Regions from separate parts of the Mus musculus genome. Here region 1 is linked to region 2. The links are chromatin loops, found by intact Hi-C in ENCODE. Cell type or tissue: left cerebral cortex. All regions are shown on one strand.

Evidence for each region. A loop is a pair of places that touch in the nucleus more often than their neighbours do. Peaks named below come from ENCODE experiments on the same cell type or tissue, not always from the same donor. Only the 100,000 strongest peaks of a DNase experiment are listed, where the experiment ranks them.
Region 1: it touches region 2 in a loop (2.8-fold over the local background); 2 of 42 quality-filtered maps call a loop at or near these places.

Annotation. Positions count from the first base shown.
Region 1 is chr13:82,315,216-82,317,715 of GRCm38, forward strand. No RefSeq gene overlaps it. Among named protein-coding and RNA genes, the nearest start is that of Gm24295, 270 kb to the left of the region's middle. In left cerebral cortex, no CTCF peak of the experiment used is centred here; DNase peaks (open chromatin) are centred at 1,122, 1,781 and 2,146; H3K27ac peaks cover 1,737 bases.
Region 2 is chr13:81,821,724-81,824,223 of GRCm38, forward strand. No RefSeq gene overlaps it. Among named protein-coding and RNA genes, the nearest start is that of Gm32836, 4.2 kb to the right of the region's middle. In left cerebral cortex, a CTCF peak has its summit at 1,213 (motif pointing right); no DNase peak of the experiment used is centred here; H3K27ac peaks cover 700 bases.

The DNA of each region.
Region 1 (2,500 bases), 490 kb after region 2:
CTTATTAATATAAATTTTAATCTTTATGAAAAAATAAACACCATTCTGATCAGTACAACACCACTGAAGGAGAATTAAGGGCATAGATTTACTGTTCAACTGTTTATTGAAAATCTTTTCATCTATTTAACAGTTTAATAGCTGAATTAAAACATATACATTGTCTTTAAAACCATGAATCCAATTCATCTTATTGTCCAGAAGGTAAAACAGCTTTCTGATTCTCATATAGCAGAAATGTCATTAAATTCTCTTACTTTCAGGAATTTATATTTTACCCAGACATTATTGCAATATTTTGTTGTCCTCCAATCTTCTTTCCCTTTCCAATTTAGATTTCCTCTCACACTAGAAATCATAGAATTAAATGTAAGTTTCAGGTACACTTGCTTGAATAGGTCAGACTGGAACATATTAGTGATGAAATTAGCATTTGTGTATACTTTCTAATTAAAATGGAAATATTCCAGTGAAATAAAACACGCATAAATATTCTTTTCTGTTTTCTGCTTTGGTTGAGACTAAATCTTTCTATCTGATGAGTTAGAAGTGGATCTAAAATAGCTTTACATTCTCTGAAGCAGCATTTTAAATATAAAAGTACAATGCAGATGATTAAATTCATTTGGCTATATTTTCCACGGTTTTAAAATATGAGATACACAACAGATACACACACTTCTATTTTAGTACATATATTCATGCGTTTGTGTGTCTGTACTGAAATAGATGTGTGTGTGTTTAAGATGGACCATGTATCAACCTAAGCCAAGCCATATAAAATACAGTAGAAATAAGAGGTGAAGGAATTGAACATTCATATAACTAAATTTAATTTGGGTGGGATAATTACTGGTACATAGGATTCAACTGTTTTGACTGAGATAGGTTTTCTATCTTCCTTTATACCTTATACCTAAATTTAGTACTTTGAGATTGTAAAATAATTCTGAAATGATGGGGCAGGGGTTAGGTACTTTGAAGCAAGGATTTACAAAATAAAACATTACATTTCAGATTTAATTGCTCATAAAATTTCAATACAGCAATTGTTCAATGCCTGGCAGACTTGGTGACTCTTGTGCAGTACTCATGCAGGCATATAACTCTGCCCTGGGAGAGGATGGGAACAGAATGTATTCAAGCAATTGTTTTCTTTCATTTTTGTTGGCCTTGTGTTCTTGCATGCCTCTCTTATTTATCATACTATGCATGTTTTGGCCTTCTTTATGCAGTTCATGCTGTCCTTTGTCTAAATATCCTTCCTGAAGAAATGCTGAAATGTTTATATCCCTGCATTCTTCTGGAGCGCAGGACCTCAGAGATGCTCTTCACCTATACTCTAAGCATCACACTATCTTTATTTTCATAGCCCTTTGCTTTTTAATAGCATTGACATTTAAAAAAACACATTGTCTTGTTTGTTTGTTTTTACATGTTTTCCAGTAGTCTAAAATTCATGACAATGAAGACCTGTTTTGTGTCTCTGTTTATTCCTAGGGCAGAGATATGCCGGTACTAAGTGTACAAATGACTTTTAAGGAGTGACTGATTTTCTTTAACCCTCCCAGGACACCTGTCACGTGTGGAGACATAGGCCTTTGATGTCCAGGATCTCAGCTGAGATAGCTAATTCTTTTTTTCCTGAAACTTCTTTTTCTCCAAAGAAGTTGAATTTGAAGAATTCTGTAACTTTGGATTCAGTTTTTACTATCAAATTAAAGCTAAAAATGCTGCCAGGAAGGAGGGAAAGCCAGATTGGAGGGGGAGGAGGCGAGAGGTAGAAGAAGGGAAAGCCGAGAGTTGGGGGAGGAGATGGCGGAAAGATCCAGGAAACCTGAGGAGAAGCAACAAAAACCAATTAAAGTTAATGAACTACAGCTAAGCTTTTTATTTTAGATTTTTTTCCCCCTCACAGTGTACCAGCCTCAACTTGGAATTATTTTTCTTGGAGAGAAACTGAACTAGATTATTTCCTAACTACCCCCATGATCAAAAAAACTATCACTTTAGTCAACAGAGGCCTGAGGGTCTGTTTTGTGCATCCTCCTAGGGGATCTGTCATTTGGCCTTTAGCCTTGGTCCTCCCACCCACTGAAATCTGGCAAGCTTCCAGGATGTCACAAATTCTGTTCTCCTATATCTTCACATAAGCTGAGAGTCAGCCCTACTGAATAGTTATCTGGAGGCAGGAGGCGGAGGTCCAATTGTAGTATCTAATATTAGAAATAGAGACGCCTCCAATGGTTTTTGGCAGACTGAGCCTAGAAAGAGAGACTCTGGCTCTCCCACTCAAATGTCTTAAATAGTTTATATATCTGCTTGATTAACTTGGCTAGAGACATGGTTACAGTTAATATATTAGGTATAAAAGTTTAAAGAAAGATTCTTATCTCAATTATACCCATTTTCTAGAATAACGTACCCTGTCAAACCAGCTCTGATAAATGTTAATGATAATAAAACATTATTGTATAGTTACTTCATTTCTGTTGCCTGC
Region 2 (2,500 bases):
GGCCTAGCAAACACAGAAGTGGATGCTCACAGTCAACTATTGGATGGATCACAGGGCCCCCAATGGAGGAGCTAGAGAAAGTATCCAAGGAACTAAAGAGATCTGCAACCCTATCAGAGGAGCAACATCATGAACTAACCAGTACCCCGGAGCTCTTGACTCTAGCTGCATATGTATCAAAAGATGACCTAGTCGGCCATCAATGGAAAGAGAGGCCCATTGGTCAGGCAAACTTTATATGCTCCAGTACAGAGGAACGCCAGGGCCAAAAAATGGGAATGGGTGGGTAGGGGAGTGGGAGGGGTGTGGGGGACTTTTGGGATAGCATTGGAAATGTAATTGAGGAAAATACGTAATAAAAAAAAAGAAATTATTAGATCTGTTTTATCAAGGGCAGTAAAGTAGAAAGCCTGTAGTACTTCAGTGTGAGGAGTTCAGTGATAAGAGCATCTTATAAACAATTCAAATGTAAGTTAACTTACACTCACAAAATGCACGAAGATGTATTGACCAATGGCAGGCCATATATATGACAGTGCTCTCATAAGATTACAGTTGCTCTGAAAGGATACAGCACAATGCATTCTTCACAGGTGACAACAGGTGTAAAAATAAAACCTCCTGCACTAGCAGTGTACACAAGTACATTGCAAACCATTATGTGCTCCCAGCATATCCTTGCTAAGTTACTGTGTGCCCTGCTGTCCTTTTTTTTAATTGTTCTAGAGTGTTCTCCTACTTGCTAACATTTTCCCTGGGAAATTGATGTATTATACACTCAACAGCTCCGTACAGCTATTCTTCCTTTGTTTATTGAATGCATGCATAGGTTTTTTCTGTTCCTGACTGAAGTTTATATTGTTCTCTCATCATCATTCCAGAAGCAAGAGGCTATGCCATGAACATTCCAGATCAGCCTGGTTTGCAGTTTGTTGCAGCAGCTAGGGTTGTATGAGTAACACACACAGTGAGAGCACTCACCAAATGATGCATGTCTCAGAACATCGTCTGATCATAAGCAAAGGGCCACTTGTTTAACTTACATCAGTTTGAATTTTGCTGATTTTATTCCTTTTTGCTTTTCCTTGCTGCAAGCACTTTTAAAATTTCATGTTTTCCACCCTCTTTATTTTACTTAGCTTTTAATGAAATTTCTACACAATGTTTGTAGAAACTATCTGGCAGATAACTATGAAGGGTTAAGTCATAAACCTTTATTACCACAAGGGGGTGTGATTTATAAGGCAATGACAGGAAAGAGACAGTTTTCTTTTTGTTTTTGTTTTTGTTTTTTTGTTTTTGGATGGGGTCTCATTATGTATCCCAAGTTGCTTCTGAGAATTCCCTATGTAGGACAAGCTGGGACTCATGGAGACCTGCTTGCCTTTAAGTGTAGGGATTAAAGGTGTAAGGTGTAGATGCCACACCTGCTGACATTTTATAAATATATCTATTTAAAGCTTCATTAAATGCCGATTTTACTTGAATGTATTTAATAAAATATTGTTTTTTAAAAAAAGAAAAGGATACTAAAGACAGAAACAATCTCATAAAACAAACAGGAGATTTTCTGAAGGACCTTTTTATTTCCAGGTGGTCCTCAGGAGTTGTGGCAAGGTTTGGGAGAAGGCACTGGAAGCTGCCTTAAAGGTTATCTTCAGGAATTTCTCACTTCCATGACATCGGTACACTTACCTGTCCAGCCTTTCTATTTCATCTCAAGTCATGAGCTCTTGCTTAGAAGAAATACATCTTCTTGATTAACTACTTAAATATAGACAAATGAATTCATTTTTAGATGTAGCCTACTAGGGGAAATGTCATGCATATAAAGATGTGCTACATTAAGTAAAAGGAGGGGCAGGGGATTGACTGTGACCTCAAGATAGCCCGCAAAATGAGGTGAGGAGAGCAGTGCCTTTGAGTGACATTCCACCAGAGACACAGCCTTTCCTGAGGCTCCTGCTGTACCGTGCGTTTCCAGTTCCACCTGAAGAGTACCCAATAGGGTCTGTGCTGCAGCTGACAGCGGGTCCACCACACAGCTCACAGTTACATTAACAGAGTCCTTAACTTGCTTCACTAGTGTCACTTGGTCCTTCCAAACTCTTAATTTCTGAAAATTATTGCCCAGGAAGTTAGAAGTTGTCAGTAATTTTATTATTCATTTCAGAAAGTTTCCAAAAGTCAAGTTACATAAATATTATATTCCACCACATTTTCTTCAACAGTTAAGTCCCGGGCTGGGCTTGAAGTCATGATCCTATTGCTACTACCACCAAGTTCTTGAATTATAGGCTTATGCCACCATGCCTGGCACAGATTATGCCAATTAAGGCAACATCAAATAGCTGTTTACTATTTAAAAATTGGTTTCAAATTCTTTTCTACTAGACCCCACCTACTTATTAGCCTCAACCAGACTCCCAATATGTAAATACTTTGCATTTCTTCTCCTCTTCTGAGACAGCAATTCTAGTCAAGGTGGTGGCTGCTTCTA